Linked DNA regions of Mus musculus: region 2 is linked to region 1. Evidence: chromatin loops called from intact Hi-C (ENCODE). Cell type or tissue: gastrocnemius. All regions are shown on one strand. Links, peaks and the distances in the headings refer to the core of each region. The heading gives the core; the rest is flanking DNA. Region 1 overlaps Hip1 (huntingtin interacting protein 1). Region 2 overlaps Hip1 (huntingtin interacting protein 1).

What was found. A loop is a pair of places that touch in the nucleus more often than their neighbours do. Peaks named below come from ENCODE experiments on the same cell type or tissue, not always from the same donor. Only the 100,000 strongest peaks of a DNase experiment are listed, where the experiment ranks them.
Region 2: a loop joins it to region 1, with 3 times the contacts of the local background. A loop is called at or near these places in 11 of 42 quality-filtered maps.

What each region holds. Positions count from the first base shown.
Region 1 is chr5:135,484,781-135,500,450 of GRCm38, reverse strand. All of the region lies in intron 1 of Hip1 (huntingtin interacting protein 1), which reads left to right. Among named protein-coding and RNA genes, the nearest start is that of Gm52790, 43 kb to the left of the region's middle. In gastrocnemius, for the core only: a CTCF peak has its summit at 5,998 (motif pointing right); a DNase peak (open chromatin) is centred at 6,030; H3K27ac peaks cover 981 bases.
Region 2 is chr5:135,419,476-135,435,145 of GRCm38, reverse strand. Hip1 (huntingtin interacting protein 1) reads left to right here. Exons shown (of 31, transcript NM_146001.2): 14 at 1-139; 15 at 817-905; 16 at 2,004-2,096; 17 at 3,399-3,500; 18 at 3,719-3,862; 19 at 4,820-4,955; 20 at 5,886-5,972; 21 at 6,322-6,429; 22 at 6,510-6,646; 23 at 8,715-8,825; 24 at 10,223-10,281; 25 at 10,511-10,604; 26 at 12,925-13,025; 27 at 14,817-14,922. Among named protein-coding and RNA genes, the nearest start is that of Pom121, 33 kb to the right of the region's middle. In gastrocnemius, for the core only: a CTCF peak has its summit at 6,181 (motif pointing left); a DNase peak (open chromatin) is centred at 4,933.

The DNA.
Region 1 (15,670 bases), core at 4,481-6,980:
CACAAAGTGGATGCTTGGAGCTTGCTGGTTGTGAAGCTCAGGCCAGCAAGAGACTCTGGTCCAAAAACTATGGCAGGGTCTAGCATGGCAGTTTACACCTTCAGTTCCAGCATTCAGGAGGCAGAGCTCTCTGTGCGTTCCAGGCCACTGAGGGATATATAGTGAAACGGTGACTCTGCATAGCTATATAAAACAAAGAAAAGAGCCGGGCGTGGTGGCGCACACCTTTAATCCCAGCACTCGGTAGGCAGAGGCAGACGGATTTCTGAGTTCGAGGCCAGCCTGGTCTACAAAGTGAGTTCCAGGACAGCCAGGGCTATACAGAGAAACCCTGTCTCGAAAAACCAAAACCAAAAACAAACAAAAACAAAAACAAAGAAAAGGTGAACAGTTGTCTTACGGTTTCTATTGCTGTGTTGAAGCGCCATGAACAAAACAACTTGGGGAGGAAAGAGTTTAGTTGGCTTACACTCTCACATCACTGTTCATCATCAAAGGAAGTCAGACAGGAACTCACACAGGGCAGGAACCTGGAGGCAGGAGCTGATGCAGAGGCTGTGGAGGGAAGGGGTGCTGCTAACTGGCTTGCTCAGCCTACTTTCTTGTAGAACCCAGGACCACAGGCCCAGTGGAATGTTTCCACCCACACTAGGCTGGGCCCTCCCGCATTGGTCACTAATTAAGAAGATGCTCCACGCACCCGGTATGGTGGCGCACACCTTTAATCCCAGCACTCGGGAGGCAGAGGCAGGCAGATTTCTGAGTTTGAGGCCAGCCTGGTCTACAAAGTGAGTTCCAGGATAACCAGGGCTATACAGAGAAACCCTGTCTCAAACCCCCACCCCCCCACCGCCAAAAAAAGAAGATGCTCCATAGCTAGAATTCCTCAGTTGAGGCTCCTTCCTCTCTAATCAACCTGGCTTCTGTCATGTTGACAGAAAGCTTGACATACGACACACGAGGTTAATCCCTGGCCATGCATGAGCAACATACAGCATTTCCCACCCTCCCAGTGCCCCACACCCTCCCCAAACATACAGAAAATATTAAGGCTGAGTCCTCTGGGTTTATACACACTTTAGTGGGGACCAGAAGATAGACACTTGAAGCTCCTCAACTGTCCCTCCTAGGAACCAGCCAGTCCTTTGCCAGACCAGGAGGCCATACTTGCAGACACAGTGTGTCAATGACTGTGTCTCCTAGGCTCTTGACTGCCCCAGACTGATCTTCACTGTGATAGCTGAAGAACACTTAGCCTTTGCTGGCTCTGTCCGAGTGATGCTTCAATCCTCTTCTCATTACTCATTGATGCCAAAGCTCTCAGCCTTCCCCGGGGACAGTTCTGACATCCCCAGCTGGTGCCCAGAGAGAGCCCCAGGGCAGACCTGTCTTTGCTGATGGCCTTGCTCCCAAAGAACAAACTGTCAGCAGCAAGTGATTGGTGCCTTTGCTAGTCTGAGTTGACCAGAGGATATGGGGGAAACAGAAATTACTACTTATGGCGGGTTTGATTGAGGCACCATCTTCACTGTGGCTCAGTGTCCAGGCTGGGAATGCGGCAGATTGGGCCACACAGACACATCCTGGCACGCCACAGTGAGAGAGCATCCTGATCCCATGGCAAAGTACAGCTACACAGACCTCATTAGTTTGAGCGCAGGCTCAGATACCTGTGACTGGGCTTCTTTGTTTAATTGTTGTCTGTCTGTGCTATCACACATGTGTGTGGAGGTCAATGTCAGGCACTCATGAGGCAAAGGCAGGAACATCTCTATAAATTCGAGGTCAGTTTGGGCTACATATCAATTTCCAGGACAGCCAGGGCTCTGTGTGTGTGTGTGTGTGTGTGTGTGTGTGTGTGTGTGTGTGTGTGTGTGTGTGTGAGTGTGTGTGTGTGTGTGTGTGTGTGTGTGTGAGTATGTGTGTGTGTGTGTGTGTGTGTGTACATGTGCATACAATCCTAACCCCATGCTCCAGTACTTTTATAGGGGTGTCCTCTTCCTTCACCACGTGAGACTTGGGGATCAAATTCAGGCAATCAGGTTTGGCAGAAAGTGACTTTACCCACTGAATGGTCTCCTGCCCTTCACCTTGTATTTTTCTGAGGCAAGGTCTCTCTGGACTCGGAGCTTCCTGGGTAGGCGGGACTGGTGGTTCCCTGAGCCCCAGGATCCTCCTGTACTCCCTGCTCAGCTCCTGGATTGCAAGCACGTGCAACAATATTGGTGGACCTTCTCTCTGGGTGCCAGGAATCAAGCAGGTCTTCATATTTATGTAGCAAGGACTTGACCGACTGAGCCATCTCTTTATCCCCTGTTTGTGGATACTGGGTCTCACGTAGCCCAGGCCGATCTGTAACTCACACTAGCTAAGTCGTGACTTTGAATTAATTCTTCATCTTCCTGCCTCCATATTGTGAATGCCTGGGTTATAGGCAGATGCCATGATGCCCTGTTTGTGTGGTGCCAGGGATGGAGCCAGAGCCTCACGCATGCTGGGCACGAGCTCTATCAGTCAAGTTACATCCTCAGCCCTGGAACTAGGCCTTTAGTGAGCTGCCCTTGCCAGTACTTGGGTGCTGCCACGCTAATGCCCTTGAGGGAGATTTGTGGAGTTTGCAGTTGGCTCTCCTGTTTGGTCCATTAGGCAAACACAACACATATGGGGCTGTCCTTCCCTCAGATGATTGCTGTGGCAGGTCACCAGGGGACCTGAGGCCCAGCACCTGCTGTGGGGTCAGCTCAGGACTCTGTCCAGAACTACTGACTACTGTTTGTTTTTTCAGGAACACAGAGGGTGACATGCCTGGGAAGAGCCATAGGCATTCTAATTGCTAAATTTGTCATTCTGAGTACGAATCCCAGAAGTCCAGGGCACCAGCTGCCCCAAGAGCGGCTTAGCTCCACCCTCTTCCTGCTGTATTGACCAATCGCCTACTTGCTGAGACTTAGACTCTTGAGTCTTGGGCCAGCAAAATGGCTGGGCTGGTAAAGGTGTCAGACACCAAGACTGACAACCTGAGTTCAGCCCCTGGGACACACGCTGTTGAAGGAGAAAATTATCTTCTTCAGGTCAGCCTTTGACCCCACATTGTCTCTCCCCTTCTCCCTTTCTCTCTCTGATATACACTGCATACACACACACACACACACACACACACACACACACACAAAACAACACAAATGAATAAAACCTGCCAGCTGTGGTGGTGCACGCCTCTAATTCCCCAGCACATGGGAGGCAGAGGCAAGCTTATCTCTGACTTTGAAGCCAGCCTGGACTACATGTTGAGTTCCAGGTCAGCCAGGGCTACGTAGTGAGACCCTGTCTCTAAATAAATAAATACATAAATACATAAATAACATATAATAAATAGAAGTGCTGAGGTGTTTGCAGAGATATTTAACTAGGGAGGGAAGACCCACCCTGAATGTAGGCACTGATATTTCATGGGCTGGGGTCTCCGACGATAAAAAAGGAAAAAAACACAGGGCCAGGTGCTTTTGGGGAATGCCTTTAATCCCAGCACTCAGACTGGTAGATCTCTATGAGTCTACAGAGCTTAGATCCAGGACAGCTAGGGCTACACAGAGAAACCCTATCTCAAAAAACAAACAAACAAATAAGAATGAAAAAAGAAAGAAACAAAAAGTAAAAGAGAAAGAAAGGGGTTGGGGATGTAAGTCAGTGGAGTACTTGCCTGGTATACACAAGGCTGAGTTCCGTCCTTGGCACTACACAAACTGGGCACAGTTGGAGGAGCCTGTAATGCCAGCAGCACGCAGGAGGTGGAGGTAAAGGGATCAGGTACATAGCCTAAGGGACATGAAATGCTGTTTCAAAAAAAAAAAAAAAGTCATACTCAGTGATTTTCCTCCAGCTGGGCCCCACCCTACCTTTGACCACCTTCTATAATGGCATATTGTGAATACATTAAATAATTAATCCTCTGATTAGGTCAAAGCCCTCCAGATCTGTCTCTGGAGGCACCTGATAGACACACCGGAGAGATGCTTAGCCAATCCATAGGGTTCTTTTTCTTATTCTTTCTCTCTCTCTTTCTTTCCTTTCCTTTTTTTTTAAGATTTATTTATTCATTATATGTAAGTACACTGTAGCTGTCTTCAGACACACCAGGGAGTCAGATCTCGTTACGGATGGTTGTGAGCCACCATGTGGTTGCTGGGATTTGAACTCTGGACCTTTGGAAGAGCAGTCGGGTGCTCTTACCCACTGAGCCATCTCACCAGCCCCTCTTTCCTTTCCTTTCCTTTTCCTTTTTCTTCTTTTTTGCTTTTCTTTCTATTTTTTTTAGACAGGGTTTCTCTGTGTAGCTCTGGCTGTCTTAGAACCCACTTTGTAGACTAGGCTGGCCTCAAACTTACAGAGATCTGTATGCCATCAGGTTCAGCTCTTTTATGTTGCTGAGCAGTGGTGGTGCACGCCTTTAATCCCAGCACTTGGGAGGCAGAGGCAGGTGGATTTCTGAGTTCCAGACTAGCCCGGTCTACAGCTAGGACAGCCAGGGCTACACAGAGAAACTCCGTCTCGGAAGAAAAAAAAAAAAGACATGTTATAGCCGGGTGTGGTGGCAGGCACCTGTAGTTCCAGCACCCAGGAAGGAGAGACGGGCTTATCTCTGAGTTTGAAGGGGGACAGCCCAGGGCGACACAGAGAAATCTTGTTTCAACAAACAACAAAGACTTATTGTATGATTTTATTTGTGTGTGTCTGTGCTGTGCATGTGTGTGCAGAGTGCGCAGGTGTTCACAGAGGCCAGAAGGAGGCGCAAATTCCCCGGAGCTGGAGTTAGTGGTATTTGTGAGCCATCTGTTGTAGATGCTACACACTCCAAACCCTGGCCCTCTGACACAGCAGCGGTGAATGCCCTTAACCGCTGAGCTGTCTCTCTGCTCTTCTGTTACCCCTTCCTTCATATCACCTTCTCTTCCATCTTTCCTAATGTTTCTATTTATTTAATTATTCTTGTGTGTGCACATATCTGCCGTGGCACACACATGAAGGTCAGAGGACAACGATGTGGAGTCTGTTCTCTCCATTTTGCCTTCACATGGGCTCCAGGGTTCGAACTCAGCTTGCCAAAGCCTCTCCAGGCACGAGCCTTTATCTGATGGGCCATCTCTCCAACCCACGTTGGATGTTTTGAAATGTGTCTCCTGTAGTCCAGGCTAGACTTCAACTCGCTAAGGTAGCCAAAGATGAGCTTGAATGTCTAATCCCCCTGCCTCTGCCTCCTGAGGGCTGTGTTCTGCCATGGTGGGTTGATGTGACACTGGAATGGAGCTCAGAGCTTCATGCGTGCTAGGTAAGGATGCTACCCACTGAGCCACAACCTAGTCCCATCTCTTCACTGCAGATATTAAAGCATAGTATACAAAGTTGAAGAAACTTAAGGTGGGTGTGGCAGTGCACACCTGGGTCCCCAGCACCCTTGAGGCAGGTCAGGAGCTAGAGAGATGGTGGCTCTGTGGTTAAGAGTACTGCCTGCTCTTCCAGAGGACCTGGGTTTGATTCTCAACACCCACACGGAGGAGGCTCACAACCACAAATAAACAGTTGAAAAAAATACAAAAAACAAAACAAAACAAATCCAGGGACCTCTGGCCTATCCCTGCTTATCCCCAGGTTCCATGGTCACTGCTCCTTATATCAGCATGTATCTCCGTAGTCATAACAATGCCTTCTGCCCCAGCCTCCCGGATGCGCGTAGGATTGAACGAGACAATAGACCAAAAGGTATTTTGTAAACACTGCAGCCCTGTAGAGAGAGACTTTATTTTTAAAAACAATAGCGTAACAACTAAGGCTACAAGCCCTTTGACAAGCATTGTTTGATTACTAAGCTTATCACTGGGAATTACTGAAATTGATCACCTTTACAACGCAATGCTCTGTATCAACGCCCTACCCTGGCCTGGCCCCCAAGGCCTGTGGTGTGGAATGTGTAGGGCCAGGCTGCACAAATCTGGTCACCAGTAGGTGTCAGCCTCCACCAGGACACATCCACTGGTCTATATACTTGTCAAAGAATGGCAGCTTTCTCCCTTTTCCATAAAACTTTCTTTTATGTGTGGTACTGAGGCTTTCACACCTGCTAGGAAAGCACTGTCACTGAGCCACGCCCCCAGCCCCTCACTGGAGGATTCTAGGCAGGTGCTCCACCACTGAGCCACGCCCCCAGGCCCTCCCTGGGGGATTCTAGGCAGGGGCTCTACCGCTGAGCCACGCCCCCAGCCCCTTACTGGAGGATTCTAGGCAGGGCTCTACTGCTGAGTCATGCCCCCAGCCCTCTTTATATTTTGTTTGTTTGTTTAGGTTTTTTTGGTTTTTACTTTGAGGTAAGGGTCTCACTTAAATTGCCAAAGATGAGAAGTATGGTAAAGTGGGAGGGGTGAGAGACTGGGAGAAGGTAGACTACAAAGGTGGGAGGGGAGGCCAAAGCATTAAAGGTCTTGATTAAAAAAAAAAAAAGGGGATCTGTTTTTTATTTGAGGTTGGCCGATGAGAAATTATAATTAAATTACTGTAAGAATGATGAGAGAGAGGGGGCTGGAGAGATGGCTCAGCGGTTAAGAGCACTGACTGCTCTTCCGAAGGTCCTGAGTTCAAATCCCAGCAACCACATGGTGGCTCACAACCATCCGTAATGAGATCTGACACTCTCTTCTGGTGTGCCTGAAGACAGCTACAGTGTACTTAATTATAATAATAAATAAATCTTTAAAAAAAAAAAAAAAAGAATGATGAGAGAGGAAGAGACTACAGGCAAATATGTAGATCAGTTGAGAGGGTGTGTTTGTTTTACAATTTTTACTCCATTTATTTATTTACTTATTTATGTGCTTATTCATTTATTGGTGGGGCCCACACATGTCCCACATATGCCACTGTCCTTGTGTGGAGGTCAGAGGGCAGCTTCCAGTAATCAGTTGACTCCTTTTATCATGTGGGTCCCAGGGATCGAACTTAGTTCTTTAGGTAAGTGCCTTTAGGTGCTCAGCAGCCCCCAGAGGCTGTTTTCTGAGACACTTCTGCACAGGCCTCGCCCCTGTAAATGGAGCAAGGTACATTCTTGCCCCTGGCTAGCTGGTCCTCTTTTGTCACAGCTTCAGGGTGAGGTAACTGGAAAGCAGCCCAGCCCAAGGGCAGTTTAGGCAAGCTTCAGTGCTTGCTGGCCTTTGAGCATGTGCATTTCCAGTAATCGCTACAACAAAGCTGACCACAGGCTCAGTAGTTAAAACATCAGAATTCTGGGGCCAATGACAGGGCTCAATGGGTAAGGGTGCTTGCCACCAAACCCAGTGACCTAAGTTCAGATCTCCTGGATCCCACATGGTGGAAAGAATGGATTTTTGCAAACACACACACACACACACACACACACACACACACACACACACACACACGCACACACGCACAGCCTCTCTCTTTCGTAAATGTAATAAAAATAGAAGCAGTACCTTGCCCCCTCATCTTCTTATGGCTCTGGAGCCCAGAACCTGGAAATTTATGTTACTAGGTCACAATCAAAAGTTTTGAATGGAAAAAAATAGAAAGGAAAGGACATGACTTCTGGGTGTGGTGGCGGAGAAAGTTTATTGTAGATACAAGGGAGAGCATAGCCAGAGGCAGGGACACCTTACAGAAATCAGTTGGGAGAGTCCAGTTGGTCATGCCCCTTAGCCATGTGAGGAGGGGAGGGGAGGGGAGGGGAAGATAGGGACAGGAGGGGAGGGGAGCCAGGTTCAGTAACTAGGAGGCTCAAAGAGAGAAGTCCAAGAGGGCAGGTAACCAAATGGTTGGATTCTAAAGGGAAGGGCATCTGGAGCAAGGGCAGCACAGCCCCTGGCTGGAGGGTTCAGGTCGGGTGGTGGTGCCATCCAGGGGTTAGGACTTAGGGGTGCAGGGAGAACCTGGTGGCCAGTGTGCCCTTTGATATCTTAAGTAGGCACCTCAGCCATTTGTCCCAGGTTTAAACTTTGTGTTGGTAGTAGGTTAAGTGTTTGTTCCTCAAGCATGAAGACTTAAGTTCAAATCTCCAGTGCCTTTTTAGCTAGGTATTGATGCAGACTCTTATCTTTCCAGCGATCTGCAGGCTTTGGCAGGGCATTGAGATTGCTGTGAGTTCAAGGCCAACCTGGGCTATATAGAGTTGGGGAGGGGGGGAGGAGAGTGAACACACCTCAGCTAGGTGTGGTGGTGCATACGTTTAATCCTATCACTTAAGGGGCAGTTCCAGGCCAAGTTTTAGGTCAGCCAGGGAAATGTGGTGCCTGTCTCAAAAATAAATAAAAATTAAAAAGCATCACCCAAACTCGGGGAATTTATAACTGGACACAAAATCACACACCTTAGATCTCAGCACTCTGGAGGCAGAGGCAGGTGGATCAAGGTGACTTTGAGGCCAGCCCGGTCTATTTGAAACAGACAAACACAAGTCAGCATTTGTAAAAGATGGAGAACAGAACTGCTACAGAGCATATGAGACCTTGTTGGAAAACAACAAAAGCCCACACTCAAATAGAAAAGCAACTGTTGGGAATCCTTGATCTGTCAACCATTTCCATCCAGGCTTAATGGTTCACAAACTTCCATCCTTGAGCAGTGTCTTGCTTGGTAGCTCCTGGCTGTGCAGCCTTGGCTACTCTGGAAACCCTGGTTCTCCTGCCTTTGTGCCCGGGTGCTAGGCTTTTGGCCAGGAGCCACCACACCTAGCTCCCTACATAACTTCCTCTTTTAGATCACTCTGATTGCATGCTCGCCCCCACCCACCAGAAGGCTTTCGGGAAAACCCGTCCCAACTTCATAGATAAGAACTCTGATTCCAGAGGAGGGGAGATCCTCTCCTGCCCAGCAGGCTCCTTCCAGTAGGTACAAAGAGACCCAGTGTTTGCTTCTTGGTATTGGGTGGACCCTATCCCTTCTTCCTTTGAAAGTCTTGTCGAGCTTGTCCTCAGATACACAGTATGCTTGAGGCCAGCCCTGGCTCCAAACAGGAGAGCCTGTCAGGGCTATTGGAGGTCTTTAGTCCCAGCACTAAGGAGGTAGAGGCAAGCAGATCTCTATGGGTTTGAGACCCACCTAGTTTACCTGGTTATAGAGATTTACAGGCTAGCTAGGGTTACATAGTGTAACCATCTAAAAAAAAGAAAAAGAAAGGAAGGAAGAAAGAATGGAAGGAAGGAAGGAAAGGAGAGAGAGGAAGAAAGAAAGAAAGAAAGAGAAAGGAAGAGAGAAAGAGAAAGAAAGAAAGGAAGGAAGAAAGAAAGAAAGAAAGAAAGAAAGAAACCAACCAAGGGTTAGGGAGATGGCTCAAAGGCTAAGAGTACTGGCTGTTCTTACAGAGGACCTGGGTTCAGTTCCCGGAACCCACACTGTGGTTCATGACCATCTGTGGTTCATCCCCAATTCAAGGGAATCCTGTGTCATCTTCTGACCCCTACGTGCATCAAACATGCACATGGCATGCAGGCAAAACACATATATAACGTAATTAAGCCATTGAAGGAGTTGGTGGTGGTTCAGGGAGATGACTTGCCATGGAAACAAGAGCATTTGAATTCAGAATCCCAGAACCTCTGGGAAGAGCTCAGCACAGTGTCTGTGACCCTTATATTGGGGAAGCGAAGGTAGATGTATTCCTGGAACTCTCTGTCCTACCAGACTCCCAAATGAGTAAGAGACCCGGTCTCAAAAAAAAAAAAAAAAAAAAAAAGTCAAAGCCAGGCAGTGGTGGTGCATGCCTTTAATCCAAGCCCTTGGGAGGCAGAGGCAGGCTGGTCTCCTGGTCTCCGTGAGTTCAAGGCCAGCCTGGTCTACAGATCAATTTCCAGGACAGTCTGTTATCCAAGACCCTACATGATGGAAGGAGGGATCCGATCCGACTCCTGAAATTGCCCTCTGAACACCACACTTGTTTTATGACACCGTGTGTTAACGTTTACAGAGACTAAAAAGAAGAAATGCTGGAGAGGGATTGAAGGCCCTCTGGCCTCCATCTTACCTCCCTCTCTACGCACCATACACATAAAACAAAGGTTTTTAAAGCAGTATGCTCCAACCGTGGGGCAGGTCTGGAAGCCGTTTGGGATTTGTGTGGCACTGTCCGCATTGAGGTTCACTATCGGGGGTCAGTTCACTCTCCTCTGGCCCTGTTTCCTTCCTGTATAATTGAAGAGTTGGCCTAAGTGGACTGTCAGGTCCCCGGTGTCTTAATTGCACGCCAAACCGCACTGCTTCTGATTTGGGAGGGATAAGATGGCAAGCTTTTGTCTCCTGGGAAACCTTCCACCAAAGGAGCCTCTGCTGTTCTAGGCACCAGCTGTGCCTTGCCTAGCAGGGAGCCGGCCGAGGGATTCTCTAAAGGATGGGCAGCGGGATTGGGCTCTGACCGTAGAGGTTCTGAGAGGGGCTAGACACCCAATTTAGAAGCCAGTCCATTCTATCTCTTCTCCGGAAAAGGGCAAGCTTTTGGCCATTTGCGAGCAGGGGCCTGTCCCTAGAACGCTGGAGGGGAAGGATATCTGGTACCATCATTCCCATTCGCCCATCTGTTTAGAGCCCCCAGCCTCGTATTGGAAGGCCCCTGGGGATTAGCCTCAGGAGGCCAACCACAGCCTCTCAATTACCTCATTGTCCACATGGGGGCGGGGGGGGGGGGAAGCCATGTGGGGAAGGGACAAGGGGGTGGACCCCTGCCCTCGTTGGAATGTGCATGCTGGTGTTTGAAGGGGCATCTCTCCCGCCCCTCTGCCACCTCCCCCGCGCACTTCCTGAGTCCCACCAAGCCCTCCACGGAAACACGCGCGCGCATGCATGCACGCACACACACACACACACACACACACACACACACACACACACTTCCTGGCGGTCTCCAGCTCCTGGCTCTCCAGTGATCCTGTCCCATCCGCCTGGACAGCTGCCGAAAGAGACCTTTTGTTATTCAAATCACACCCTCCTCTCTGAGCTTCCAGGGACCTCAGGGTCCCGGAATCCATCGCTGGGTGTCCTCACCTCTTGCGGCGGATCTCCGGGTTTCCCGGGCCCTCCCCTCAACAGCACATTCTCCAGTTCCACCGAGGAACCGCGCCTCCCCCGCCGGCGCGCTTCCCCTCCCGTCCTCTCCTCTTCGATCCCCTCCCCTCCCCGCCCCGCCCCCGCCGTGCTCCGTCCAGCCGCGGTGCCGCCGGCCACCACCAGGGTCCCCGTCGCCCGCTGTTGCCAGCAAGCAGCATGGCACCCCCGGGGCTGCAGTAGCCGCCGCCAGCCTTCACTGGGGGGTACCCGGTATCTCCCGGGGTGTGGGGCGGACACCCTATCGCTTCGGTCATGGATGTGAACAAGATGGTAAGTGAGAGCTTTGGAAGCGCTATCTCCCCGCCCCCACCCGGCTCGCATCCCATCTCTCCCCCTCCCCCCTAGTCTGCAGCGTGATCCATTGAAAGTTTTCTGGATTGTTGATTCTTCCTGCCTGTTGGCCCCGCTCCGCAGAGCGCTGGGAGAAAGGGAGAACCCGGCCAAGGATCTGGAGGCGGCTGGCCCGCGGCGCTGGGGCTCCCGGTTTCCCGCCGCGCCAGCTGCCTGGGCTGCCCTGGGCCGGGCTCCCTTTCCTAAATTAGTCAACCTGTGAGGCGGAGGAGGGAGGGCAGCGCTGCAGGAAGGGGCTTCTGCTATCCCTTCGGAGCCCTCTGCTAGCACAGTGCTGGGGTTCTACTTGGAAGGTTTGTGGGCTGAGAGGTACAGGTGTCCCTGGGAGGGCTAGTGAGGAGAAACCCTGGTTTTGGCCAAAGTGAGGGGGCGGGAACGAGGACCCCCCCACACCCCCTTCCCGCATCCGAGCCCAGTGCTTGGGCTCTCAGAGGGGCCATGTTCCTAGATTGGTCACTTGTAAGCCTCAGACTTGGTGGGCTTAGGGAGCAGCGACCCCTTTCTTGGCCCGTTAAAGTATCTAATATTTTGGTCCCTTTAGAATGGAGGGGTCTGTGATCTGCCTCCAGAGCAGCCCCGCCCCCACTCCAAATACTGCAGGAGATGCCAAGATTGTGGCTCATTGATCCAGACCAAGGAGCGAATCTCAACGGGAATCAGGATGTCCTTTGGGAGATCCGAGATGGATGGAGGGAGTCTCTCTGGAGGGCACTGCAGGTTTTCCCAGAGGGATCGCTACCACTCTGGCTGACTTTAGACCTGGTTTCTCCATTTTTGCTGTTCCCCTCAATGGTGGGCTATGCTTTTGAGAGACCCGGGGAAAGAAATAGATTTGAAATCTGTGCGTGACTATAGGCGACTTGGGAACCTGTAGCTTACAGAGAAGAAGGGTTGAGGTTAATTTTCTATAGAGGGTACGTTTTTTAGGGTGCAAGCACACCCTAGAAAAGACAAGCCCATTTTGGTCCCTGCATACATAACCTTTAGCGCTGTATCTAGATTCTGGATCAAAGCTGGGTGACAGGTGTGATTCCCCCCCCCCACCCCCCCCAGGAGGCCCTTTTCCAAAAGTCTTGAGTTTCAACACACCCTCCTCCTGCCCCCGCTGTGGGGAGTGAGGACTGGGTGAGGTATCTCCTGAATCCTTGTCTTTCTGTGAAGACAAAGCTTGTCTATGGTGGGACAGTGCCAAGAGGCTAGACCCTGCCCCCATTCCCTGTGTTTGCATTGCAGACAACTTAGAACACCCCCCCCCCCGCGCCCAAAAAAATAGCCCTCTTGAGGGCTAGAGAGGAAAGTCAGTCTGTAAGGTGCAAGTATGAGAACCACAGATTAATCCCCCAGCCCTGTGGAAACAGCCCCTGGTGTGGCAGCCACACTTGCACTCCCAGCTCTGGGGAGGTGGATAGGTGTATCCCGCTGGACTACCGGTCAGCCAGGGTAGTTTCATTTGCAAGTCCCAGGCTGAGTGAAAAGTCCTGCGTCAAACAATGTGGAGGGCACCTGAGGAACATCTGCCCCCTCCCCACAAATGTGCTCACTTGAGCCTGTGCGCACACCCACAAAAAGAAGGGGGAGAGAGGGTTGATTAGATGGCTCAGCTGGTGAAGCACTCTCCGTGCAAGTCTGACAACCTGAGTTCAATCCCCACAACCCCTGGGAAGGCGGAAGGAGAGAACCAACTCCATGAAGTTGTCCCCTGACCTCTACATGGGACACACATGCACACACACGCACATAAGCACACACATAGCCAACTCCATGAAGTTGTCCCCTGGACTCTACATGACACACACACACACACACACACAAATAATGGTGGTGGTGGTGGTGGTGGTGGTGGAAGACTTAGGACTGATGAAGTGGGTAGAGAGACTTGTTGCAAAGCCTGACAGCCTGAGATTGGTCCCTGGGACCCACGTGGTGGAAGGAGAGAGCCGACTCCTGTGAGTTGTCCTCTCTAGCTGAAGAAGTGGCTTGGTGGGAAACTTGGTTGGCTGCTCCTTTCCTACAGCTGTCATAGCCACACACAAGAGTCACCTGTGTGAGCTTTAGATGAGGGTCCTGTGGCTGCTATTCCAGATGGCCCTGAGCCCCCACCTGCTTTCATTCAAGTTCTATCCAACCTGACAGGGTCAGGGACTTCTGCCTTTAAATTCTTAAAAAATAAATTCCCATTTATGCATGTATGCATACATATACATATACATGGATCGTGTGTGGCAGTTGGAGGACAATTTGCAGGAGTTGGTTCTTGATCATCTGTCTAACCTATCGTGTAGGCTTCAGGGATCAAACTCAGATCTTTAGGCTTGACGGCAGATACCTGGACCCAATGAGCCTTCTTACCACCCAGCTTATCCCTGCCTTTAGAGTCACCTTACTTCTGGCGTTTCTCCTCCCTCCAATTCTTCCAGTAGCCCATGGTATTTATTTATTTCCTGTCATTGTTGTACCAAGTGCTGGAGTGAAGGAAGAGCACTGAGAAATAGAGCCCAAGGTCTCCTGCTCCCTGGGACCGGCAGGCCAGGCGGGGGGCAGCTTCTGCGAGGCTCTGAGCAGTAGGTACAGAGGGCCATAGAGACTCAATACAGAGTTCAGATGCTGTGTGAGAAAGAAATGGGGGTGGGGGTGGGGGTGGGCAGAGGGTGAACAGTTGTATTCCAAGCAGTGTCGAGGTGGGGACAGGCAGATCCTTGGGGCTTCCTGGCTAGCCCAGCTGAACCAGGGAGCTCCAGGCCAGTGTGAGATCATAAGTGGGAAGCAGGAGATGGTTAAAGTGCTAGGTGCATGAATGAGAGCATCCAGGCTTGGGTCCCCACCAGTCGCCTGAAGGCTGGGCATGGTGGCATATGTCTGTAACCTGAGGGCTTGAGGCAGACCCCAGAAGCTGGCTGGCTAGCCAGTCTTCGCAATCAGTGAGCACTGGATACAGTGGGAAATCATGTTTCCAAAAAGAATGTAGAGTCTTGCATGTTTTTAATCCCAGCCCTGAGGAGGTGGAGGCAGGTGGGAGTCTGTGAGTTCAAAACCAGGCAGGGCTACATAGTGAGACTCTGCTTTTGAAAAAGACTAAAAGTGGAAAGTGAATGAGGAATATGTCCTGATGTCGATCAAGTGCTGGCTTTTGAATGCATTCACATGGGTGAGCACACATGTGTATAACACAAGCACACGTGCACACATACACAAGCAAACTGGACAGTTCCTGAGGACCAGCATCAGCATCCAACGTGGCCTTCACACACACATTACATACACACACACACATACACACACACACACACACACACACACACACACACACACACAGAGGTGCACATGCACACAGTAATAAAGTTTAAAGCCCTGGCTGTCTCTGGAAGGCTGGGTGGAGTTGGTTTTTCTAGAGCAGTGAAAGGGGAATGGGCAGAGCCCACTGGGTGAGGCTGGGCATGGAGATTAGAGATCAGGAAATAGCTGCCTGGTCAGTTGTAGCCAGGCCAGGAAGGCCTTAAATGCCAGTGATGGCGCTCAGCCTGTAGGGACTGGAGACTGTAAGCAGAGGCTGTGTATTGATGGCCTCTCTCCCCTTTTAGCTTGGAGTCTAAACAAAAGTGATATTTGATTCTCATTAATCATTGAGCAGCCCAGTGTCCAGCCCAGAAGCCATTGTCCCCGATTCTTTGTGAGGAACACAGACCCTGGGTTGTGTCGCTAAGAGAACCTTTCCAATCCCGGGCCCTTGGCGCCTGCTTCCTCTTCCCACAGGAGGCCTGGGTTGCTTTCTGTTCTGACCCTTCCTACTCCCATCTTTGGTATGAAGCCTCTCTACGGTGGCCTAGAGCTTTAGGGTTGACTCCCCCAATCCATCATTCCAGACGCATTCCTGACAGAACCTATCATTACTAGCCTTGAGAGTTTGAACTCTGTGGTGGTCTTTGTTGGATGAGAAAAGCCAGGTTAAAGTTCGCCTAACTCCCTGCATGACTGTTAACAAAAATTAGTTACATTTGCATATATATATGAATGTTTGCACACATATACATATATGTATATGTAGGCTGGGGAGAAAAACTTGCAAGAGTTAGTAACCTCTCCTACCATGTGGGTCCCATGGGGACTCAACTTGTCAGGCATAGAGGCGGGTACTTCTGCATATGTTCTGAAGAATTGTACTTGGATTGTATCTAAGGGTTATTCTTGATGTGATGGAACACTATGACCAAAGCAACTTGGA
Region 2 (15,670 bases), core at 4,775-7,274, 66 kb after region 1:
GAGGCAGAGCTAGCAGAGCAGCAGCACTTGGGCCGGCAGGCTATGGATGACTGCGAGTTCCTGCGCACTGAGCTGGATGAACTGAAGAGGCAGCGAGAGGACACGGAGAAGGCACAGCGCAGCCTGACTGAGATAGAAAGTGAGGGCTGGGGCTGGGGATGTGGGCGGGAGCAAGGCAGATCACCCCTTTGTGGAAGCAAAGCTGGGGTACTGACTCTTGTCTTCAGAGGTAGGAACAGGTTTGGTGGCACTGCTGAGCCAAGGACACATTGATGGCTTGAGTCCCTATCCTGGGAGAGGGACCTTCCTAGGAGAGGAAGCTGGACAAAGCCTAAGGGGGCGGGGCGGGGACACATGAAGCTTAAAGCCCTGCTGATATGGATACTGTGTTTGTAGGCATCTGTCTGCAGGTGGATTTGAATCAGGGGAAAGTTTACTTAAAGAAGACAACCTTTTATGTCCGCTTCAGTGGTGTTTACATGTAACTTCAGAACTCGGGAAGCTAAGGCGGGAGATGACCATAATGCTAGCTTGGGTTACATAGCAAGACCTTGTTTCCAGTAAACCCCTATTAATGACTATTAATGAAAGTTAATAGATAAATTCTAGCAGAGTGTGGTGGTATACGTCTGTAGTTCCAGCCCACAGGATCAGAGGTTCAAGGTCATGCTGGCTACATAGCCTGAGCTACTTGAGACCATATCTTTAAAAAAAAAAAAAAGATAAAGATTACCTTTAGTGCCCCCAGTTTCCTAGAGGGAGGATGAGGGGCATCCCAGCCAGGGCAGAGGCCTCACCCTGATCTTTCCATTGCAGGAAAGGCCCAGGCTAATGAACAGAGGTATAGCAAGTTAAAAGAGAAGTACAGTGAACTGGTGCAGAACCATGCTGACCTGCTGCGGAAGGTAGGCATTGTGGCCCCTTCTAATCCTCCCATATGCTCCACATTACAGGAGAAACAGCTCAAGCCTGGGCGGGGCTTGGGGGGGGGGTCTCCAAGCTGCACAGTATGTATGTATTCTTCCTCTGTATGTCCGAATGCTTGTGTATGCGCATGTGTGTGCAGTTGCTTGAGGAGGCCAGTAGATGGCATCAGACCTGTGAAGCTGAAGTTATAGGCAAATTGTGAGTCTAGCATGGGTGTGGGGAACCCAAACTACATACTTTGAAAGAGCAGCACCAAGCCATCCTTCCAGCCCCACACTCCTAATTCTTGACCCCACCTTGCTTGCTTTCTTTCTTTCTTTCTTTCTTTCTCTTTTCTTTCTTTCAAGAGATGGCTCAATGGTTAAGAGCACTGACAGCTCTTCCAGAGGTCCTGAGTTCAATTCCCAGCAACCACATGGTGGCTCACACCCATCTGTAATGGGACCTGATGCCCTCTTCTGGTGTGTCTGAGCCCTATCTTGAGTCCTAACCCCAGCTTTTTAAGACTTCTTGAGTTCTGTCTGTGTGCCAGCCACACTTAGGATTACCCTTCATTTGAGCTGGGCATAGTGGGACATGCCTATAATCCTATCAGAAGGTGGAGGCAAAATCCTATCTCAAAAAAAAAAAAAAAAAAAAATAGCCACGAGTAGTGCCACATGACTTTAAACCCAACGATGGAGGCCAGGCAGGGCTAAATAGTCAGATTCTATCTCAGAAAGTAGAGAGTAGGCGTACTATCCTCACACCTGAAATCCTCAAACGTAGAAAGCAGAGGCAGAAGGATTGCTGTGAGTCTGAGGCAAGCTTGGGCTACATAGTGAATTCCAAGCCAGCCTGGAAAAACACTACACCAGACAACTCTACCCTTACCCACTCTGTATTTTTGTAATCACCTTTAAGTCTAACATCCCTCTGAATGCCATGGCTGGTTCTGGCTTCCTTCTGGGTAGGGAAAACTTCTCCTGTCTGCCTCCTTGTTACTCACAGTCTGATGATAGATCATTGCTGCTAGAAGGACGATGGGCTTTGAGCCTGAGTAATGTCTGGTTAAAAACTCTCTACTCCTCTTTTAGAACGCAGAGGTGACCAAACAGGTGTCCGTGGCCCGGCAAGCCCAGGTGGATTTGGAAAGAGAGAAAAAAGAGCTAGCAGATTCCTTTGCACGGGTAAGTGACCAGGCCCAGCGGAAGGTAAGCCAGAGAGACACTTGGGGATGTAGAAGGGAGGGGTACGTACATACGTGCGTGCGTGCGTGCGTGCGTGCTTGCGTGCGTGCGTGCCTGCAACATCATGCATGTTGAAGTGGGTTTAGGTTTAGATTCTTTTCTGGTGCCGTGCGGGTCTGGGCGATCAGATCCTCCCGCTCAGCCCCAAGACCCTTGAGCTTCAGTCATCTCCGAACACCTGTAAACAGGCTTGGAGGCCGACTTGGCCCAGAGGGCTTCATCATATGTTCCATGGGTAATTTTCAGGAGGCCTTGGGAGCTACGCGGAAGAGCAGATTTCGCTCAGTTGGTAGAGTTCTTATGTTGTAGGCTCACCTAGGAGGCCTGCGAGCTCCATCCCTGTTACCACATGAACCAGGCGTAGTAGTGCAAGTCTATGCTCTCACCACTTGGGAGGTAGAGGCAAGAGAAACAGAAGTTCAGGCCAGCCTGGGCTACTTGAAACCCTGTCTCAAGGACAGGGGGCCAAGCAAAGGAATAGAGGGCCAGGCTGTAGTGGTACACGCCTTTAATCCCAGACAGAGGCAGGCAAATCTCTGAATTGAGGCCAGCCTAATCTACAGAGTTTTAGGACAGCAAGGGCTACCCAGAGAAACCCTATCTCAACAACAACAGTATATATAAAATCAATTATTATTTGTTTTATTGTTACTAGTAATTAATATTATTGACATTAATATCAACTGTGATTTAATATTGTTATTAATCATAATATAGATAACTATATAATTGATATAATCTTGACATATTAAAATTACTGATTCTAATTAATATTTATATTGATAAGCTTTATTATTTCTGTATTGATAATCAGTTATTGGTAGTAATTAGTATGTGTTAGTCCTGAATTCTTAATAACACCTAGTAAACTAATCTTCAAAAATTAATATTGGGAAAGAAAGGCAAAGCTGTTGGTGAGGCCTGGGTCATCGACTTCCTCCAGGCTGCCTGCTACCCACACACTTAGAACTCAGACCTAGTGGATCTACAGTCTCGGTCAATAGCGTGGGACGTCAATAGCGTGGGACGTCAATAGCGTGGGACGTCAATAGCGTGGGACGTCAATAGCGTGGGACGTCAATAGCGTGGGACGTCAATAGCGTGGGACGTCAATAGCGTGGGACGTCAATAGCGTGAGACGTCAATAGCGTGGGACGTCAATAGCGTGGGAAATGCATCCCTATCTGCCTCCTTTCTCGTGAGTCCCTGGCTCACACTGCTTCTGTTTCGCTTCTGCTTCAGACTCAAGAGCAACAGGATGTTCTAGAGAACCTGAAGCATGAACTGGCCACCAGCAGACAGGAGCTGCAGGTCCTCCACAGCAACCTGGAAACCTCTGCCCAGGTGAGCCCTCCCTGCCCCGCTCCCTCTGGGGCCTCAGCTCCTGCCTTGAGCTCTCTGGCCCCAGCTGTAATCCACACATATTCCTAGAAGCAATGATAAGGATGGAGACACATATCACTACCTCCGGCCAGGTGCCAGGAAGTGGGTCTGGAGTCCCAGAGAGGGGACTGTTGAATTTCCTTAGTTTCTCCCTATTCCCACATGGGTGACCTCTGCAGTCAGAAGCGAAATGGCTGACACAGATCGCCGAGTTGGAGAAGGAACAAGGCAGCTTGGCGACTGTTGCAGCTCAGAGAGAGGAAGAGTTATCAGCCCTCCGAGACCAGCTGGAAAGCACCCAGATCAAGCTGGCTGGGGCCCAGGCAAGTGACATATAGCCACTGGGGACACCATGGAGGCCAGAGATGTGCTGTGAAGGGTTAAAAGCCATTTGGCCTGGTTGCCAAGGTCTCCTGTGGACACAGTTTCTAAAGCCAATTACCTCTATTTTGTATAGGAAGAAAATTATGTGGGCTAGGGATATACCTCGGTGGGCAGAGCGCTTGTCCAGCATGCATGAGGCCCTGAGTGCAGCTCCAGACCACATCAGCTGAGTCTGCCCGCACACACCTGTGATGCCCCAAGTCAGGAAATTGAGACAAGGAGAATCAGGAGTTCCAGTTATCCTCAGCCCTCCAACACTGAGTTTAGAGCCCGCCTGAGATACATGAGTCCCTGCCTAATAAAATAATAAAATAAACTAGGGCCTGGAGAGACGGCTCAGTGCTGCGGCTCTGTCAGAGGACCCATGTTGGGTTCTAATTATCTCTAGAAATGCTCTCGAAGGCACAGACACAGGTGTGCTTTAATCATCTAGGCTTATCTTTTTTTAATTAATTAATTTGCATGTCACACAAATCCCCCTTTTTTTTTTCAAAGATTTATTTCTTTTATGTATGAGTACACTGTAGCTATCTTAAGACACACCAGAAGAGGGTGTCGGATCCCATTACAGATGGTTGTGAGCCACCATGTGGTTGCTGGGATTTGAACTCAGGACCTTTGGAAGAGCAGTCAGTGCTCTTAACCTCTGAGCCATCTCTCCAGCCCCAATCTGGGCTTATCTTAATCAAGAGGACACCTGGTTGTGGAAGTGGGTCAGTGGGTCAGTGGGTCAGTGGGCCAAGGTCAGGTATTATTTTCTGCATGGAGCTGACCATGGATGGATCTCCTTAGTGACACAGTGAGAGGCCAGGAGCCCATGTGGTCCCAGGTATATACTGCTTAGGGTTCATTGCCGTGTGCCTGGCCGACTCTCACCTGCTTGGGTATTTTCCTAGGAATCCATGTGCCAGCAGGTGAAGGACCAGAGGAAAACCCTCTTGGCAGGGATCAGGAAGGCTGCGGAGCGTGAGATACAGGAGGCGCTGAGCCAGCTTGAGGAACCCACCCTCATCAGCTGTGCAGGATCCACAGGTAATCTTCCTTCCGACTGCCCACCTGCTGGGCCCTGTACTTCCAATTGGTGTTGAATCCCCTCAGTCCAGCTACATGCTGGAGCCCGTGGGGTGGGGTAAGCCTACTCTCTAGGTCGGTGACATTGCAAGTTCTGTGGCCAAGTAATTGTGACTTAAGGGTCACTGTGGCTCACAGTTACAGAAGGTTCCAGTCCTCAGAACAGCTCTACCTGGTGGCGTCTGGAGTGGAGAGGGTGAAGAGCAAGACAGGAAATAGGCAGAGAGAACAGATTCCCAAGATCTTCCCCCTGAGACCTGTTTCCTCTCAGTAGGCTCCGCCTCCCACATGGCCGTAGCCTACCAGATTTTGTGAGTTCCAGGACAGACAGAGCTGTATAGTGAGACCCTGTCTCAATAAGAACAACGACGACAATAGTAATATCATGACCTTGTAAGAGAAACGTGAGTCAGAACTTACAGTGTGCTATGCCCCTAAAAAGAGCAGGACCCTGAGATGATAATGAAGTGAGAAACAGGGCGGGGACATGGCTCAGTTGATAGAGTGTTATATAGTGTGTACGAAGCCCTGGGTTCTAGCCCTAGTACCATGTACACTGCGTATAATGGTACATGCCTGTTATCCCACCACTTCAGAGGAGGAGGCAAGAAAATCAGAAGTTCAGTTGAAAGCCAGCCTGGGTTGCATGAGTCCCTGTGTCGAAAGAAAGAAAGAAAAACAAATAGATAGTGTACATCCCATCAGAACCAGCAAGCACAGCCCTCCTGCCTTCCCTCCATCTCGCCCTCCCTCCCTCCTTCTCTCCCTGCGTCCCGTCTTAAGGAAAAGCGTGTGAGGCAGGGACTCTGAGTAGGTCAGCCAGCCCACCCAGCTGCTCATGGAGAACGAATTGTGAGACCCCTTGTTCTGACGTCACCCTGTCTTCCTCAGATCACCTTCTCTCCAAAGTCAGCTCCGTTTCCAGCTGCCTCGAGCAACTGGAAAAGAACGGCAGCCAGTATCTGGCCTGCCCAGAAGGTAAGAGGAACGGAGGACATGGCCTCTGTCACCAGGGGCAATCAGGCCAGGTTCAAATATCTCCCTAGGAAGCTGGAGATATGGCCTAGTGGTTAAAAGCACTCGATAGTAAAGAGGACCTGGGTTCAAGTCCCAGGACCCATTTCACACCTTGGGCTGTTTACAGCTGCCTGAAACTTCAGTTAAGTGGATCTGACGCCCTCTGCTGGCCTCCAGGGGTATCTGCATTCAGATATTCTTTCACAGACATATATTAAGTAAAAAATAAAAAAATAAAATAAACAGAATATACAGGGAAAAAAGCGGCATCCACCACTAGGCCTGACATTTTCCTTCCTGTGCCCTGCAGATATTAGTGAGCTTCTGCACTCGATCACCCTGCTTGCCCACTTGACCGGTGACACTATCATCCAGGGGAGTGCCACCAGCCTCCGGGCCCCACCGGAGCCAGCCGACTGTGAGTACCATAGTAGAGGGGATGCCCCTGAGAGCAAGGAACACAGGCAGTGTTTAAACATCTGTCTCTCCTGTCTTCAGCGCTGACGGAGGCCTGTAGGCAGTATGGCAGAGAAACCCTGGCCTATCTGTCCTCCCTGGAGGAAGAGGGAACTATGGAGAATGCTGACGTCACAGCCCTTAGGAACTGCCTCAGCAGGGTCAAGACCCTTGGCGAGGTATTGTTAGGAATGGGATTTGCTTTCTGTCCTGTGGTTTGTCTGACACAGGGTCTCCTGTAGCCCAGGCTGGCCTCGAATTCTCTTTGAGGCTAAGAATGAACCCTGAACTTCTTTCTCCTTCCCGCCATCTTCCAGGTGCTGGGGTTTCAGGCCTAGACCACTCTACCTGCTCTATGTGGGGATGGAACCCATGTTAAACAAGCAGTCTCCTGAACCACATCCCCTGCCCTCTTGGGTTTTCTGGGGTTTTTTTGTTTTGTTTTTGAGATGGTCTCTTATAGACCAGGCTAGCCTCCAACTTGCCATGTAGCCAAGGATAGGCTTGGATGGCCGATCCTCCTGCATCCACTTCCCACATACTAGGGTTACAAGCATCCTTCATCATGTCTACCCAGAAAGTGAGTGTGTGTGTGTGTGCGCGTGCGCGCGCATGTGTGAGTGCATGTGCACATGCATGCCAGATGAGGACATCCAGTGTCCTCTGTCATACTCTCTGTTCTTTTGATGTTCGGTCTCTCCCTGAACCAGACTCTCAGACTCTCGAGTTTTCCTGCTAAACTGAAAGCCAGCCACCCCAACAGACCCACTCTCTCTGCCCCACTCAGGCATGTGCCTGATGGTAGGGAGGCTCTTTATGGCCGGTGCTGGGATCCTAACTTCTGAAGTGATGACTGTGTGGCAAGCCCTCTTACTGCTGAGCCAGCTCTGCAGCTCCCAGGAAATGATTCTTATTTCAAGTACGAATGCTACTGCATTGCCAGGGAATCCGCTATGCTCCCACGGTCCTTTCTGTGTATCTAACCTGATTCTAGAAAGAGTTAGGCCTGAGAGCAGGTGACATCCTTGTTGTGTTTCAAGAAAGGGTCATACAAAACCACCACCTCGGCCTCTCCTATGCCTAGATTGCAGGCCTGTGCCGACACTCAAGGCAAGACCGACCTCAGGAGGACTTTCTAGCCATGTTTGATTCACTGGCCTGGCAAAGGCACTGTGTGTGCTACGTCATTGCCCGAAAATGGAATAAATAGTTACCCGTCTCTAAGTATGTGCTGGCCTGGCAGATAACACCAAAAACAGACATGCACACCAGCTTGTGAGAATTCCCACCCTAGGGAGACAGAAACAATGTTTGCCCCCTCCCTCTAAGATTCCAGTGACAACCAAAGTTCTGTCCCACTGAAGATCATCCAGGGGAACCAATGAGTTTATTGTCCTCACAGAGTAGGGTGAGGGGTTACAGGCAGGAGTGTGGGTGAGCTCACAGCCACCTCGTTGCAGAGGCTTCCCCACGGCCACGCAGGTGGATCAGCCTTTCTCTCGCCCCTCCTTGAGACCTCGAGGATTGCGTGCAATTGTTGTAGAAAATATTTAATCCCAATCCAGGGTTTCTACCCCGCCTTTGACCATTTAGTTCCCAGATGAAAGACACACAACCTTTATAATTATAATAAGCCTAATCACCTCAAGAGCTGGGAAGATATCTATCCTCCATGCTATTATGTCTAATTCCCAACCAGTAATCCCATTATATAATTTGCTATGTTTCATCTGGGCTGCTTTTAACTCCAATTAGCCAAACCACATGGCCATTATTTTTAGATTCTTACCCCATGGCACCTTCTCCTCTCTTGACTTTTTCTTCCTCCTTGTGGGTCTCCTCCAACCCCAAGCCCAGGAACCCAAAATCCCCACCTATGTCTCTTCTGCCCAGTATTGGCTGTCGGCATCTTTATTCACCAATGAGATAACTTAGGGGTCAAGGGCTGTAGCATCACCTGGGTCTGAGTGAGGTCTCTGTGAGCAACCAGGATTTAGCATAGCAAAAGACCACCTCAACATGCAATTCAGGTAGAGTTTGACCCCTAATAAAAAAACGGAAGTTTTATTCAAAATGGCTTCGCTTTAGTTCCTTCTCATCACGGTTCTGAGAATGTGCCAAGAAGTGCCAGGTGGTTCCTGTGACAGGCCCCGCCTCCGATGCTTTCCGGAGGGTTCCAATGATGGGGCCTAGGAAAAGCAAAGAGAAGGACCAAGCGTCCTTTAACCTCTGTGCTGCTGCTCACAGGAGCTGCTGCCCAGGGGCCTGGACATCAAGCAGGAAGAGCTGGGTGACCTGGTGGACAAGGAGATGGCAGCCACTTCAGCTGCCATTGAAGCTGCCACCACCCGGATAGAGGTACGAGAATTCTGTAGGTTTTCCCACAGTCACACTCCTGTGGCTTCCCTAGAGCAGTCCTATGCCTCAGGAATGTCTTGGTTTCCCTGTCAAAGCCAGAACTGTCCGGTGTGATGGTGCACATCTCTGACCTTAGCCCTTGGGAGGCGAAGGCAGGAGGTAAAGGAAGAGAGAGAGAGGGGGGGGAGAGAGAAAGAGAGGGAGGGAGAGAGAGGGAGATAGTTGTAGTGGCGCACACCTTTAATCCAGCACTTGAGAGGCAGAGGCAGAGGCAGAGGCAGGTGGATTTCTGAGTTTGAGAACACAAAATCAAAGAGGGGGTAAAAAGCCAAGGTTCTTACTAAGAAAGATGAGCAGGTTCCTCCGAGGTAGAGTGTTTTGGTGTCAGGCCACCTGGCGTGCAATTTCCAGGCCAGCTGATAATTACATGAATGTGAGTTACATTCACCTGGTTAGGACGGCCACTGGTTCAGTTTCATTTCTGTTGCTCTGAGAAAAACTTCTTGACAGAAACTTAGGAGAGAAGGGTTTATTTTTGCTTATAGGTTCAGGATACTTCACCGAAGTCACTGTGGCCAGGGCTTGAAGCAGCTTTCACATCCCATCTACAGCTGAGAGCAGAGAACAACAATGCATGCACATTCGCTTGCTTGCTCATTTGTGCTCAGCTTGATTTCTCTACTCTTACACAGTTCATACAGATCAGGACTCATTGCATAGGGAATGGTGCTGCCCACAGTGGGCTGGGTCTTCCCGCATTCCGCCCACAGATGTGCCCGCTCTCCAACCCAGTGTAGACAGTCTCTCAATGAGACTCATTTGCTGAGTGAATCTAGGTTGTTGAGTTGACAGTTAAAGCTATCCATCACTGTCATAACTACTAGGGGAAGCCTGATAGGTCTTAAAGAGTTTCTCAGTAGAAGCGGAATGAAACCCATTGGAAAGGTCTCATATGGCTCTCTTGGTGGAAGGCTCGCTCGCTACTGAGCACCTGGCTCATGAACTTGGTAGCAACCGCCTCTATCTGGTGTGTGTTTTATATACCAAGATGCAGACGTTCACTGGCTAGAACAGTCGGCTCCAACTGTCTACCATCCTGATAGATGAAAGGTCTGGAGTTATTCTGACTCACAAGGCTAGAGGTGAAAATATCTAGATCCTGCTTTCTTTGCCACCACAGCTTGTTGGATCCAGACTGTATGTACCAAGGCAGTTGTAGTGGATCAGGTTCATGGTCCATTCAGGGACCATGCTTGTTGGGATGGGGATGTAGCTCAGTGATAGAGGAGCTGAGGTCATGGCTTATCAGAGCACACACCTAGCACATTAAGAAGCCCGAGCTCAAGTCCCAGTAATACACACAAAGAAAGGAAACCAGCCATGCTTCTTTTTAACAGGAAATTCTCAGTAAGTCCCGAGCAGGAGACACGGGAGTCAAGCTGGAGGTGAATGAGAGGTCAGTGCGAGCCTTGAGGTTGCAGGAGGTAAGCAAGGTGCTTAAAAGCAAGGCCTGCAGGGACGTGTCACTCACCAGCCTCCTCCAGGGAGGGTATCTGCATCTTCCAGCCATCCCAATACCTTCCCTGCCCCGCCCTCCCATCAAGGTCTTCCTGGTTTAGGAATGAGAAAGCCAGTCAACCTCTTTCTTCTTAGTATCCGCGTCACCAACCATTTCTTCTCACTAGGATCCTGGGTTCCTGTACCAGCCTGATGCAGGCCATCAAGGTGCTCGTTGTGGCCTCCAAGGACCTCCAGAAGGAGATAGTGGAGAGTGGCAGGGTGAGTGTGGCTGTGGTGTCAGCCCTTTCTCCCTCCACATGTGCTGGCATCTGCTTGGCAGGGCCCCAACTGTCCTCCATCACGGGTGGATCTGACATTCTAAGGAAATTCACAGACACTGTGGGGAGTTGAGGGTCCCTGGCTAGTACTAGCCCAGCTCCCGGAGGCCACACAGAACTGCTGGAAACCCCTCTGACATTGCGAGTCTGGGTCTTCCGGGAACAACTGAGGACTTTGGGAAACTGGGCAGACTGCAGGAATAAACCTGGTACTGTCACCCCTCAGACATGTGAGCCTGGTCCCTAAAGATTCCCAGACCTGCAGATACTTAACCCTTTAATCCAAGTGCTCGTAACGCCAAGGCAGGAGGATCTCAAGTTTGACCTCAGCGAGGGATACGTGCTGGTCCTTTCCTCAAAACTCCCTTCATGAGTTGAGGATGTAGCTCAGTTGGTAGAGTCCCTGCCTAGCATCTATGAAACCATGAATTGCATCCCAGACTCTGCATAAAACCATGCATGGTTTATCCCCAGCGTTGGGAGGCAGAGGCAAGCAGATCTCTGTGAGTTCAAGGCCTGCCTGGACTATACATACAGACCCTGTCTCAAAACAAGAACTTTATGGGCTGGAAAAATGGCTCAGTGGTCAAGAGCACTGGTCTTCGGAGGGACTGAGTTTAGTTTTCCGTCCCCCACTCTTCCCACTCCCACTCCACCTCCAGCAGAAACAGCAGGTGGTTTACAACTACCATAGCTCCAGCTCCAGGAGCTGTCTCACCAGGTACCTGGTTTTCTTACACAAACATACACAATTAAAAGTTTAAAATGAATTTTTTTAAATTATTTTATTTATTTACATTCTAGTTGTTGCCCATCCCTGCCCACTCCCATCCCCTCTCCCAAAAATGAATCTTTTTTTAAAAGATGGGGACTTACTTTAATTCATTACCCCCATAGCCTTTTGCCTATTTGCATTTTCGTTTCTTATAATTGAGGTGAGAAAAAAAGTCACTTAGCCCTTGGTAGGCATTCTATAAAATTAGCTGTTAATGGCTGGGTATTGGGCCAGGGAGATGGCTCAGCAGGTAAAGGTGTCTGCCGCTATGGCTGACAAACTGAGTTCAATCTCCAGGTCATACATGGTGGAAAGATAGAGCCAGTTCCTTCCCAGCCATCCTCTGACCTTCATCCGTGCACCACACACTCACCAGCACATATACACTCACAAAATATATAAATACATTTTGGGGGCACAGGGGTCCTTGTGCTCACAGAGAAGCACGTAGAGAACCAGAAATGTTAATCATTGAGGGCTGTCTCCTCAATGGAGAAGATAAAATCAATACTGTATTTCACTTACATTCCACCTTTCTGTTATCTAGAGGCAGACCTTGCCCAAATTTTCCAGAATGGTTATCCCTGGATAACTCTTCCATTACCCATCCTGAGGGGAGATGTCACATGGACTTTATGGCCTGCTGACCTCTGTGCTGTCAGAGACCACACTAGATTCTAGGCCTCTTGGCTGTGGAACCCGCCCTCAGGGTCACGTGCACTTTGTAAAAAGAGTTTCTATGCAGTCACACCTTAAGCTTTATTATGCCCCAATCGGACTGACTGGCATGGTTGTTGCCTGGAAACCTTCCCCCCCCCCCCCGGATTATACTGTTCTCAGTATGCTGAGTGAAGCGCCTGGCTTAGGCTCCCTGCAGGCTGATCCAGGCTGATGAGGTCAATCTGCACTGGGTTTTCATTCTCATCTATTCAAGTGCCCCACTTCCCTCTCTGACACCTGCAGGAACCCCTCAATAAGTGTAATTTTAAAATCTGGGTATGTTGCTACACTTGGGGAGGCTGAGGCAGGAAGATGAAGAATTGGAGGATAGTTTAAGCTATGTAATAAATCCTCTCTGAAAACAAACACTGCAGACTGGAGAGATGGCCCATCGGTTAGGAGAGCGCTGTTCTGTCGCAGAGGACCAGGGTTTAATCCTAGCACCGGGGTGGTTGCTCCCAGTCATTTGGAACTCCAGATCCACAGGATGTGACTTCCTCCTCCTACCTCTGTACACACGTGGCACGTGTATATGCAGACAAAACACTCATGAGAAATCCGTTTAAAAATTCAAGTAAGACAGAGCAGTGATGGCTCACGTCTTTAATCCCAGCTCTTAGGAGGCAGAGGCAGGTGTGTCTCTGAATTTAAGGCCAGTCTGGTCTACAGAGTGCGTTCCAGGACAGCCGGGGCTGCACAGTGATATCTTGTCTTGAAATAAAGTAAAATAAAATCTAACCAAAGTGTTATATTTTTACTTCTATAGGGTACTGCATCCCCTAAAGAATTTTACGCCAAGAACTCTCGGTGGACGGAAGGGCTGATATCCGCCTCCAAAGCTGTTGGTTGGGGAGCTACCATCATGGTGTAAGTGACTGGCTCCAAGGTTCCCCACATCCCCTTCCCTGCTCCATTGATCCAGCCCAGGCAGTTGCAAGGAGATAAAAAGTATCCTTCTCATAGCCTGGCACAGTGGTACCCACCTGTAATCCCAGCACTTGGGGGACTGAGGCAGAAGGATGATAACAAGGTAGAGGCCACCCTGGGCTACCCAGGTCCTTGTGTAATAATAACAGTATAGAGTGTGCTGGGCTAGATCAATGGTAGAGCATTTGCGGGGTGTGCGTGTGCCCCGTGGTCCAACACCGAGACGTTCCAAAGTGTGTGTGGGTGTAGGTGTTGGCGTTGGGCCAGTCTGTTTTGGTTTTTGGGACAGGGTATCTCATAGCCCTAGAACTAGCCTGGAGCTCATTGTGTAGCCCTGGCTGGCCTTGAAGAGATCCACTAGCCTCTGTCTCCCGAGTGCTCAGATCAAAGGCCTATGACACCACGCCTCACCCAAAAAGATTTTAAAATCTAGAAACACATGATTGAATTTTTTTTTTTTTTTTTTTTTTACTAAAACAAATAGTGGGACCGAGAGACGGGTCGGTCATGCGGGCCCTCATGGTAAACATGAGCAGCTCAGCTCAATTCCTGGTCACATATAAAAAGCTCTTGTGATGGCATCATTGCTAGTCCCAGTTCTGAGAAGGCAGAAGCAGGGGGATGCCTGCAATTCACTCACTGGACAGCCAGCCAAAGACCTAGTCTGCCAGCTCCAAGTCCCATTAAGAGACAGTGTCTAAGCCAGGCAGAGTAGCCTTTAATCCCAAGTACTTGGGAGCCAGAGACGGGCGGATCTCTGTGAGTTCGAGGCCAGCCTTGTCTGCAGAGTGAGCTCCAAAACAGGCAGTGTTACACAGTGAGAACTTGTCTCAAAACACAAAACAGAAAAGATAAGGTCCATATCTCAAAGAAAATGAGCTGGAGGCAGGCGTGAGGTATATATATGCCTTCAATCCTAGCCCTCGGAAGACAGATGGTACTCTGAGCTTGGGGCTAACTGGGGTTATATACCGAGACCCTATCTCAAAAAACCTTTTTTTTCTTTCTTTTTAGATTTTATCTATTTATTTTATGTATGTACACTGTAGCTGTCTTCAGAGACTCCAGAAGAGGGCGGCAGATCTCATTACAGATGGTTATGAGCCACCATGTGGTTGCTGGGATTTGAACTCAGGACCTTTGGAAGAGCAGTCAGCTCTTAACCGCTGAGCCATCTCTTCAGCCTTCAGGAAAACATATATATATATATGTTTACTATATATATGTTTACTATATATATATATAGTAAATTGCACCTAAGGAAAGACATCTGTATTGGCCCTGTGGCTTCCACATTCTTTTTCTCATACATATATTACACATTCACAAATAAATACAAAAAGAAGTGAATAAGGGCTCGAAAGATGGCTCAGTGGTTAAGAGCACTGACTGCTCTTCCAGAGGTCCTCAGTTCAAGTCCCAGCAACCACATGGTTGCTCACAACCATCTGTAATGAGATCTGATGCCCTCTTCTGTTGTGTCTGAAGACAGCTACAGTGCACACACATTAAATAAGTAAATAAATAAATAAATAAATAAATTTTAAAATTCTAATTAAAAAAAAAAGAAGTGAATAGTACTGGAAGTTTGGAAGGGACCCAGGCTGTCCCAGGGCAGGGTAAGCCGGTGGCCCTTTCTGTGTAGCCAGGGACTTAGGGTTGGCTGGAGGTGGGACCACGATGCCTTCTGTGCTCTGTAACTCCATCCTTCCGTCTCACCTGGGCTCTCAGGGATGCTGCTGATCTTGTGGTCCAAGGCAAAGGGAAGTTCGAGGAGCTGATGGTGTGTTCACGCGAGATTGCTGCCAGTACTGCCCAGCTCGTGGCTGCATCCAAGGTAGGGCCGGCCGGCTGGCGCCGGACATGAACGGTGGAACTGCGCTCAGGGACAGGTGGGAACCCACAGTGCTCCATGCGCTGTCCTGAGTAAAATGGGCTGCCTCTCAGGCTTTCTTCAGCACCCTTTTGAGGCTGACGTATGCCCGATGATGGCTATAGTCTAAATCCCCGCAAAGGGGATTTTCTTAAGAGAAAGGACTGGCAAAGAAAGAGAAAGGAGAATGGGGCGGTGGTGTGCACTAGGGAGGCAGGGGCAGGAGGCTCTGTGAGTTCAAGGCCAGCCTGGTCTACAGAGTGAGTTCCAGGGCAGCCAGGGCTACACAGAGAAACCCTGTCTTGAAAAAACCAAACAAAGAAGCCTAATAATTGCCAGCAAGGAGCCCCTCCGCCCGTTCATCACCAGCATGCCTTCCTGTTCTTGTCACTCTTGTCAGGTAGATTTTGAGGGTCCCAGGCATGCCAGCGTCCAGGTAGCAGTGCCATCAAGGAACATTCAGGTGGGCCAGGTGACATGGGCCTGTCATCCCAGCTACTTAGAAAGATGAGGCAAGAGTGTTAAATGTTAAAGGCTAGCCTGGACTTAAAGTGAATTTAGGGCCAGGCTGAGCAACTTCACCAGACTTGGGTTCAGAACAAAACTTTTAAACAGGGGCCAGCAAGAGGCTCAGTCAGGAAAAGGGACTTGCTACCAAACCTGTTGATCTGACATTGATCCACTGGAACTACATGGTGAATGAAATGACTCT